2 separate regions of the Homo sapiens genome follow, and region 2 is linked to region 1. The links are chromatin loops, found by intact Hi-C in ENCODE. Cell type or tissue: GM12878. All regions are shown on one strand. Links, peaks and the distances in the headings refer to the core of each region. The heading gives the core; the rest is flanking DNA. Region 1 has its middle 2.7 kb from the start of EPOP. Region 2 overlaps CISD3 (CDGSH iron sulfur domain 3).

Region 1 (5,370 bases), core at 188-5,187:
GGGGCCGCGAGCCCGCCGCTGATTGGGCCGCACCGCCCGTGACGTTAGCCCGGACCCCACCCCTCCGGCGGCACCGCCCCCGTCCCCATTCCGCACACAGACACACACACGTGGACCCGGCGCGGCGGCGGCTGGGAGGGAGCGCGGGAGGGAGCGTGCGCGGGTGGGATCGCGAGCGGCCAGATGCGCCGCCGCACGTGGCCCGGTGGCGTCCTGGGATTTCGTCGTCGCAAAGCCACTCGTTTTTTCCCGAGCAGTCACGGTTTTGCATCTGTAAAATGGGACGGTTCATATCTGCCCTCTTGGGACTAAAAGAGCTATGTGAATCAACGTAGATGAATCTCAGAAATAATGTTTAGGGGAAAGATGAAATGAGGCAATGGTTGTTTACAAGCTTTGCACAGCAGGGATTCTAGCGGGCCGTGAATGGCCCCTAAAACAGTGCGTGGCACACAGTAGGCTCAAAAATGCTGTAATGTATAAGTAGTTAATAATTCAGTACTTGTATGCAAGATGAACAAAAAAAATAAATTTGGAAGGGTGGGAGTGTTATTACATCCATGGAAGCCGATAAATAGGCTGTCTCGGTATCTATTTCCATTTCTCTGATGCAGTATCTAAATACTCCGCCTCAACTAAATTCCGAGGGCTGACTCTGCAACCCCTGACCCCCAATCCCAGGATGCCCCCCTCTGAGGTTTGATCTGCCAAACCGGTTGAAGAGGCCAGAGGAGGGCACGCGCAGACCCTCACTCTCATCTGCCCCAAGGAAAATAAAGAAAAAGTGAATTCCCAGTACAAATTCTGATAATGCAGCACACACCCCCACCCTGTTCTATCCCCTTAACCTTCTTTAGTTTCTGCATAGCTTATTGTTACATAAAAGTCTGTAAATGGATTTATTCTTTAGTGTCTGTCTCTCCCATTAGTCTGGAAATGAGTTGACGAGAACTTTGTCTTGATCATTGGTGCATCCCCCACTGCCTAGAACAGTGGCCAAGATATAATAGGTGCTCAATCAATATGTGTGAATGAATGAATGAGCAAGTGAGCGAGTGAATGAATCCTTGGGATATTTCTCTCTTGATAAAAATCAGGTTATTGGAATACTGCCGTTTCCTATCTGTGGAAATACAGAGATTGGTATGATGACTTGGGGTAAAGGTGTGGAAGAATGCTGGGGGCGGCCCCACAGATAAATATCTTATTCTGGAGCCAGGACAAGAGAGGGTTTCAGAACGGGGACAAATGATGCAGCTTGCCTCCGGGCCCTTCTAGCAGTGACAACAGAGGTGTAGTTTCCCTATGTGTCATCAAATAACATCTGGGAGGACAGGGGTAAGGAGGATCTGCCTCCCCCACCTGCAAAGTCCAGAGGTAAAGTCCCTAGGTGGGGCGAGGGTTTGAGGAAGGAGGAGGTGTGATGTTCCATTGCCCAAAACACTCACCCTCTAACATCTGCAGAAGAGCTCTCCAGGGCAGTTGTCACAAGGGGGGATCCTGGGGTCCTGCCAAGTCATGAAGCTGAGCTGGGTCTAGACTCCAGGGCTCATAATTGCTCAAAAAGCCCACCTCTACACACACACACACACACACACACACACACACACACACACACACACGGAAAGTTCTGGAAGGATGATCTTCATGGCTGTCTCTTCTGCAGGACAGTGCTGAGGACTCATCCTCAACAACAGTGCCTACTTGCACTCCTGTGCCTACCACAGTGTAGACACAAGGAGAGAATGCCCAAGAAAATGATCAGTATGAATAAATGAGTGAATATTACATAACAGTGCAGATCAATGGCCTCTTCTTTCTCTGCCTCCAAAAGCTCCCAGCTCCCCCTTCCCCATGTGAGTTTGGGGGCTTTATTGAGGGGTCATTACGATTGTGAGTGCTTCTCTCTGCCTCCACTATCCCTACTTCCCCTTGCTCTCATCAGGCACCCCAGAATATGGACTCAGGGATGGAATCACTACAAACAGTAGGAGAATAGTGTGAGTGCCTCTCCAGCTGAAAGGAGATCATCAAACCACCCTTTATGGCCTGGATGGGGGCGGGGGTGGCGCTGTGCAACCCTGGGCAGGTCACCTAGACACTCTAAGTCTCAATGTCCTTATCAGTGAAAAGGGGACAACAGTGGCTTCCTCACATTGTTGGGAGGGTTGAAACATGATGTGAGCAGTCACCAGAACTCACGTGGGCAGGCCCAGCTGCTGCAATTACCATTTCCTCCGGTAGAGGACACTCGACCCCATCCTCAGCCTGCTATGAGGGCGGCAACACCCTTCTCAGGAACCTCTCCTCCTCATAGGAGAAAAAGAGGGACAAGGCTGGATGCCGGGTCCCATCTAACACTTCCAGAGTGAAGGCTAGAAAGGGCCCCTCTGGATCCAGAAGCCAGCCCTTCCCTTTCCTTGGCCCATCTAGGTCTCACCTGGGGCAGTAAGGACTGTGTTCAAGGATTTGGGAGCAGGAGACCTGCCCGGTTGCCCCTTTTGGGGAACTGCACCCCAGGCGTCCAACCCCATAGTAACTTCTGTAGTACTTACTGCCCAGTCTCTGTTCTAAGAACTGGATGTCACTTAATCCCCATAACAGCCTATGAAATAGACCTTTTTTTTTTGAGACAGGGTCTCACTCGGTCGCCCAAACTGGAGTGCAGTGGCGCGATCTCAGCTCACTGCAACCTCTGCCTCCCGGGTTCAAGCCATTCTCCTGTCTCAGCCTCCTGAGTAGTTGGGACTACAGGCGCGCACCACCACGCCCAGCTAGTTTTTGTATTTTTAGTAGAGACGAGGTTTCACCATGTTGGCCAGGATGGTCTCGAGCTCTTGACCTTGTGATCCGCCCGCCTTGGCCTCCCAAAGTGGTGGGATTACAGGCATGAGCCACTGCGCCTGGCCGACACTATTTTTAAAAGTGAACATACCACACATAACCCATTTTAAGTGTCCAATTCAATGATTTTTAGTAAATTTACAGTTATGCAACCATCATCATAGTCCAGTTTTGGGGGTTTTTTTGAGACAGTTTCACTTTGTCTTCCAGGCTGGAGTGCAGTGGCACAATCTCAGCTCACTGCAGGCTTCACCCCCCGGGTTCAAGCAATTGTCCTGCCTCAACCTCCCAAGTAGCTGAGACTATAGGTTCCCACCACCACGCCCAGCTAAATTTTTTTTTTTTTTTGAGAGTCTCACTCTGTTGCCCAGGCTGGAGTGCTCAATCTCAGCTCATTGCAACCTCCGCCTCTCAGATTCAAGCAATTCTTGTGCCTCAGCCTCCCAAGTAGCTGGGATTACAGGCAGATGCTACCACGCCCGGCTAATTTTTGTATTTTTAGTAGAGACAGGGTTTCACCCTGTTGGCCAGGCTGGTCTCGAACTCCTGACCTCAGGTGATCCGCCCACCTCGGCCTCCCAAAGTGCTGGAATTATGGGCGTGAGCCACCGTGCCCGGCCCCATAATCCAGTTTTAGAACATTGCTTATAAGACTCCTCCTCCCCACTTGTAGCTCTCCCTTCCCATCCCCAGCCCTGGGTGACTAATCTTTCTGTCTCTATAGAGTTCCCTTTTTTGGATATTTTATATAAATGGAATCATGCAATATGTGGTCTTTTGCATCTGGCTTCACAAAAGCATAATGTTTTTGAGGTTTACCTGTGTTGTAGCGTGTATTGGTAATCTGTTCCTTTTTTTTTTCTTTTGAGATAGAGTTTTGCTCTTGTTGCCCAAGCTGGAGTACAATGGCACAATCTCAGCTTACTGCAACCTCCGCCTCCTGGGCTCAAGCGATACGCCTGCCTCAGCCTCCCGAGTACCTGGGATTACAGGCACCCGCCACCACGCCTGGCAAATTTTGTATTTTTAGTAGAGACGGGGTTTCTCCGTGTTGGTCAGGCTGGTCTTGAACTCCCGACCTCAGGTGATCCGCCTGCCTCAGCCTCCCAAAGTGCTGGGATTACAGGGATGAGCCACTGCGCCCGGCCTGTTCCTTTTTATTGCTGAGTAGTAGTCTGTTGTAGGGATATGCCACATTTTGTTTATCCAATCACATTTGGGTGTTTTTCACTTTTTGGCTATTATCTATAATGCTGTTATGAACATTTGCTATACACGTCTTTTGTGAATATATGTTTTTATTTCTCCTAAGTAGACATTTAAGGGTGGAATTGCTGGGTCATATGCTACATTTATGTTTAACCTTTTTTTTCTTTTTCTTTTTTTTTTGAGACAGGGTCTCACAGTCTCATTCAGGCTGGAGTGCAGTGGCACAGTCAGGGCTCACTGCAGCCTTGACCTCCTGGGCTCACGAGATCCTCTGCCTCAGCCTCCAGTGTGGCTGGGACCACAAGCCTGAGCCACCATGCCCAGCGAATTTCTTTTTAAATTTTTTTTGTAAGACAGGGTCTCGCTATATTCCCCAGGCTGGTCTCAAACTCCTCGGCTCAAGGGATTCTCCTGCCTCAGCCTCACAAAGGGCTGGGATTACAGGCATGAGCTACCATGCCCAGCTGTGTTTAATTCTTTTAAAAACTGCCAAGGTCGGGCATGGTAGCTCACACCTGTATTCCCAGCACTTTGGGAGGCCAAGGCAGGCTGATGGCTTGAGGCCAGGAGTTTGAGACCAGCCTGGGCAACATGGTGAAACTCCATCTCTACAAAATACAAAAATTAGCCGGGAGTGGTGGCATGTGCCTGTAGTCTCAGCTACTCAGAAGGCTGAGGGTGAGGAATTACTTGAGTCCAGCAGGTCAAGGCTGCAGTGAGCCACATTCATGCCATTCTGTGCCTGGGCGGCAGAGTGAGACCCTGTCTCAAAACAAAACAAAACTAAACTAAAAACTGCAAGGCTGTTTTCCAAACGGGCTATTCCATTTTACATTCCTATTAATATCCATGATATAGGCTGGGCACGGTGGCTCACGCCTGTAATCCCAGCACTTTGGGAGGCTGAGGTGGGCGGATCACCTGAGGTCAGGAGTTCGAGACTAGCCTGGCCATCATGGCGAAACCCCGTCTCTACTAAAAAAATTTAAAACTAGGCCGGGCGCAGTGGCTAACACCTGTAATCTCAGCACTTTGGAAGGCCAAGGCGAGCAGATCACAAGGTCAAAAGATCAAGACCATTTGGCCAACATGGTGAAACCCCATCTCTACTAAAAATACAAAAATTAGCTGTGCGTGGTGGCGGGTGCCTGCAATCCCAGCTACTAGGGAGGCTGAGGTAGGAGAATCGCTTGAACCCAGGAGGTGGAGGTTGCAGTAAGCCGAGATTGCGCCACATCACCCCAGTCTGGTGACAGAGCGAGACTCTGTCTGTAAATAAATAAATAAATAAATAAATAAATAAGCCAGGTGTGGTGG
Region 2 (5,321 bases), core at 322-5,321, 58 kb after region 1:
TTTGCTATGGGGCATCCCCTCCTCCTTGTAACCTTCACTCCCTGTCACGTGCCCAGTTATTCCCTGGAGCCAAACAAAATTGCTACCACAGTGTACTCTCCAGCCCAAAGAAGTTTTAACCCAGGAACATGGGAAGTAAATGAATTTCATGATCCAGTGGAGACTCAGAGACACACACACACACACACACACACACACACTCACACTCTATTAGTGTCCTGGCCCTCTGGGTGTCCCAGAGACTAATGCTATAAAGACTCTGTAAATACTTACCAGACACTTACTATAGGCAAAGTGCATCACGATCATATTTTATTTCCTCATACAACTCTACTCTTATCACCCCCACATTACAGATAAGAGAGGTCACTCAGTGAGCCTTGGCAGTCTTGCTCTGGAGCCTGTACCCTAACCACTGTGCTCCACTCCCCCTGAGCTCCTGCAGCCTGCCCTGCCCTGCCCCAGCAGGTGGGGTCAGGTCTTTGACTCCTGTCTTTCCCCCACCAGCCCTTCTGTGACGGCTCCCACTTCTTCCAACGCACTGGCCTATCTCCACTCAAGTTCAAGGCCCAAGAGACCCGCATGGTGGCACTCTGTACCTGCAAGGCCACTCAGAGGCCCCCGTACTGCGATGGCACCCACAGGAGTGAGCGCGTGCAGAAGGCAGAAGTGGGCTCCCCACTCTGAGGGGGCTGCTGCTGTCCAGCCACAGGTGGCCTTGGCTCCAGGCCTCTGACAGGCACCCCCTTCTGTGGGAAAGGAAACAGGTGCTGAGCCCAAGAGACTCTGGTACCCACTGCTGGCTCATGAAGGAAGAATTATTCCTTATAACCTAAAAGTCTCCAGTCTGGGGCAGGCGGGAGTGGGCCCTGGTTCAATGTTTGCTGATGGGGAAGATGGCAAAAACAAGCCTGCCCAACCAGACTGGTAGTCCTGCAGTCACTGCTATGAGGCCCACGTGCTGCCTCCTGCTCCAGATTTTAACCTCTCTGTGGGCTGGGGGCACCTGACCAGCCACAGGAGAGGGCAGTTCAGATTCATTCTGTATGGGGTCCCCAAGCCAGGCTAAACCCAGAGATGAGAGGCACCCTTCCCTTCTTCCCTCCACCCCAAAGAACTACAGGCTCCAGAAAGTATGCAGCATTTATTACAAAGCCAAGAGATACAGATGTCCCAGGGCAAAGGAGGGTACAGTCACAGGACCTCAGACACAGGACAAGGTGCAAACACAGACAAGCCCATCAGGGGGCTCCCAACCCCACACACCTACGCTATGATGGAATCTCGAGTCTCGACTCCCGACTCCTCTCAGATCTATGCACACTTGAGGAAATCTCGGTGGGCAGCGACCTGCCAGGGTCTGTCCCTAAGGAGGTGGTCCGCTGACCTCTCAAGGGGTGGGGGTGGGGTCAGAGCTTACAGGTTTCTGTCTTCTTGTGCTTTTAGATGCAGTTGCTCTGTCCTGACCAGGTGACCGGGCCTCAGCTGGGGGTGGAGGGGCAATTGGAAGGCTGTTTGCCTCTGGCAAAGTCTGGGATCTGTGCTTGTGTGAGGTTAACCCACCCCCACTTCCACTCTAGGCCCCAGGTGAGACTCCACCACCAGTCCTGCTAGTGAGGGTTCCCCGGTGAGGGTAAGGTTGGTGGGGGTGCAGCGCTTCACAATGCTAAAGCCTTAGCCCTCCTCCAAGAGCTGAGACCTCTCAGGGCCTGAATCTTCTTTTCCACAAGATAAATGATGCAAAGGCCACACACACAGGAAAAAAAAAAAAAGAGGCAGAACTATCTATTCTTTGCACAAAGTTTCCACTGCAAGAGGAGGAGGTGATGCAGGTGCCACCTCCACCCTGCACTTGCTCCTCAGAACCAGGGATAAACTGCATTTGTAAAAGGCACTGTTCTTAGCAATTTCTGGACATTCAACAACGTGGGGGGCGGCCACTGGTCAGAGGCAGGACAGCAGCCAAGATGGGGAGAGAAACGGGGAGAGAAAGAAACGATTCTAACTGACTCCTATATGCAGCCAGTTGGAATCATGCCTAAAGCTTTGGGTCTGAAGGGGCCCCCAACACACCACCTGCCTTGGGAAACAGCGAGGATGGTGCAGAGCTTTATTGAGACTCCAGTGGCCCATCCAGTTCATCTCCAGGCACCCCCAAAAACAGCAAATTACACAAGACCCCCCCCAAAAAAAATGAACACCATTTTCCACACATACACACACACATAAAGTTTGTTTCCTGTGGCATTTAAATTAATCTGGTTGGTCCATAGAAAATAAGTATGTATATTTGGTTTTTCCTATGTACATATATATATATATTTATTTATAAAACCCGCCCCCCACCCCCAAGGTGGGAAGAGCTGGGGAAAGTAGAAGAGGTGGAAAAAAGGGCCCAGAAAAAGTGGAAGGAGTGGAGAGGCTTGGCTGGAAGAAGGGAGAGGGTCCCTGGCCTCAAGTTAAGGGGGGCACGGGAGCGCCGTTGACAGTCATCTTGCGCCCCCTGCTGGTGGAGGATGGTGTCTGCAGGCAGTTCAAGCTACCCCCGTTGGCAGCTGTGGTGGCCCCACTGGCTGTCGAAGGGGGAGTGGGGGAGGTAGGGTGGGTGGCTGGAGGCCCATGGGAACTGGGAGAGCCATGGGATGGGGTGGCTGGGCTGGGCAGGGAGGAGGAGGTGGCTGGCAGGGTGGCAGGGCTGGGAGCCTTGTCGCTGACTGACTCACACTCGGACGCCCCGCTGGTGTTGGTGCCCTCGGAGGGGGTGGGCACCGTGGCTAGGGTGAGCCGCTTGCAGGCTGGCTGGACACGGTACTTGAGGGGGAGAGGCCCGTTCTGCGGGGAGAGTGGGGAGGAGAGACACAGGGAAGGGGAAGGTATCAGGAGACAGAGTCCAACTAAAGGGCCACCATCTCCACCCCACAGTGTCCAAACTCGAAAAAAGGGATGGGATGGGGCCTTGGAGAGGAGAGAGACAAGGATACAGGGTGCATGAAGACCCAGAGAGGGAAAAGGTCTAAGAGCAGAGACTCCGTCAGAGAGGAGACGGGAGAGAGGGAGGCAAACACACGGCAGCTGCCAGCACCTATTTCTGCCCCCAAATCTGGGGACACCGTCTGCCCAGGGAGCCTTGTCTCCTGAGCGGAAAGTCATCCGCAAGAGATGGCCCAGAGGCTGACCTGCTGTAGCAAGCCACCCTGGACATGCAGCTCATGGGATAAGGGACAGACTGTCTCTGATTACAGAAGGGTGGCCCATGTGGCCACAGACCTATGCCAGACCCTGTGGGAGTCTGCTCCCTGCCCGCCCCACTCGCTGGCTCACCCGCCGCCAGGGGTAGATGTAGGCGATGTCCATGAGGGTGTAGTATTCCTTCAGTGGCTCGTCCTCGTACAGAACCTCCACCTGGGGGAGGGAAGCGGAGGACACCATGACCCTGGCCAGCTCGGGGCTCCAGGCTGGGAATGTGGGGGACTGGGAGGCGGGGCAATGGGAAGGGTGGATTTACAGATGGTCCCTTATTTCTCTGGGATTTCACTGTGGATTTGACTTCCCTGTCAGAGTTGTTCCAACATAACTCCTGACCACCAGGCAGGAAGGGTTCCAGAGAAGTTTCCCCTATTGTTAGCAGCCTCTGGTCCCACCATGCACACAGCTGTCTGGGTCTCCTATCTCTGGCAGGTCGCCCAGAGGAGCTGAAAAGGCTCAGGGGGATCTCCTGGAACTCTGGCTCTCACCCCCAGCTGCAAAATGGAATCACCCAGGGAGCTTTAAAAAACACCAATGTGGCCGGGTGCGGTGGCTCATGCCTGTAATCCCAGCACTTTGGGAGGCCAAGGCGGGCGGATCACAAGGTCAGGAGATCGAGACCATCCTGGCTAACGTGGTGAAACCCCGTCTCTACTAAAAATACAAAAAATTAGCTGGGCGTGGTGGCGGGTGTCTGTAGTCCCAGCTACTCGGGAGGCTGAGGCAGGAGAATGGCGTGAACCCGGGAGGCGGAGCTTGCAGTGAGCGGAGATAGTGCCCCTGAACTCCAGCCTGGGCGACAGAGCGAGACTCCGTCTCAAAAAAAACAAAACAAAACAAAAAACAAACACCAATGCCTAGGCCAAGTGCGGTGGCTCAAGCCTATAATCCCAGAGCTTTGGGAGGCCGAGAATTCAAGACCAGCCAAACCAACATGGAGAAACCCCGTCTCTACTAAAAAAACAGAATTAGCCGGGTGTGGTGCCACATGCCTGTATCCCAGCTACTCGGGAGGCTAAGGTGGGAGAATCGCTTGAGCCCGGGGGGTCAGCAGAGGTTGCGGTGAGCCAAGATCCTGCCATTGCACTCCAGCCTGGGCAACAAGAGCAAGACTCTGTCTCAAAAAACAAACAAACAAACAAAAAACCAAAAACCCACCAATGCCTGGCTAGGTGCGGTGGCTCACACCTGTAATCCCAGAGCTTTGGGAGGCTGAAGCGGGTGGGTCACTTGAGGCCAGGAGTTGGAGACCAGCCTGGCCAACATGGTGAAACCCTGTCTATACTGAAAGTACAAAAATTAGCCACGTGTGGTGGCATGTACCTGTAGTCCCAGCTACTTGGGAGGCTGAGGCACAAGAATCACTTTAAACCAGGAGGTGGAGATTGCAGTGAGCCAAGATGATGCCACTGCACTCCAGCCTGCGTGACAAAGGGGAAACAAAAAAAGCAAAAACAAAAAATCAATGCCTGCATCTTACCCCCAGAAATTCTGACTTAACTGGTAAGATGTGAGTTAACTCATGAGATTTAACAGGCAACAGTTTAGGATCCACTGTCCTAGAGTGTGATCCATGGACCTTCAGTACCTAGGAGCTTGTTAGAAATATGGAATCTGGCCGGGTGCCGTGGCTCATGCCTGTAATCCCAGCACTTTGGGAGGCCAAGGTGGGGTGGATCACGAGGTCAGGAGTTTAAGACCAGCCTGGCCAACATGGTGAAACCCTGTCTCTACTAAAACTACAAAAATTAGCCAGGTGTGGTGGCAGGCGCCTGTAATCCCAGCTACTCGGGAGGCTGAGGCAGGAGAATCGCTTGAATCCGGTAGGCGGAGGTTGCAGTGAGCCGAGATCGCTCCACTGCACTCTAGCCTGGTGACAGAGCAAGACTCCATCTCAAAAAAAAAAAAAAAAAAGGAAATATGGAATCTACTAAATAAATCAGAATCTGCATTTTAACAAGATCTCCAGGGGACACATATACATTCAAGCTTGAAAAGCTATGTCCTGGAGCTCCGTTGGAATTTCAGACTAGCCTTCCCACAGCCAACCAGCCTGAGGAGGCCCTGCGTTTTTT

What was found. Hi-C counts contacts between places; a loop is a spot of excess contacts. Peaks named below come from ENCODE experiments on the same cell type or tissue, not always from the same donor. Only the 100,000 strongest peaks of a DNase experiment are listed, where the experiment ranks them.
Region 2: a loop joins it to region 1, with 12 times the contacts of the local background. A loop is called at or near these places in 105 of 110 quality-filtered maps.

What each region holds. Positions count from the first base shown.
Region 1 is chr17:38,674,986-38,680,355 of GRCh38, forward strand. No RefSeq gene overlaps it. Among named protein-coding and RNA genes, the nearest start is that of EPOP, 2.7 kb to the left of the region's middle. RefSeq lists an enhancer at 2,071-2,365. In GM12878, for the core only: a CTCF peak has its summit at 2,241; a DNase peak (open chromatin) is centred at 2,246; H3K4me3 peaks cover 282 bases.
Region 2 is chr17:38,732,769-38,738,089 of GRCh38, forward strand. CISD3 (CDGSH iron sulfur domain 3) reads left to right here. Exons shown (of 4, transcript NM_001136498.2): 4 at 508-2,837. The coding sequence ends at 687. It overlaps PCGF2 (polycomb group ring finger 2), which reads right to left. Exons shown (of 11, transcript NM_007144.3): 10 at 3,322-3,402; 11 at 1,130-2,832. The coding sequence ends at 2,455. Among named protein-coding and RNA genes, the nearest start is that of CISD3, 5.1 kb to the left of the region's middle. RefSeq lists an enhancer at 2,155-2,682. In GM12878, for the core only: CTCF peaks have their summits at 1,230 (motif pointing right) and 2,501 (motif pointing left); no DNase peak of the experiment used is centred there.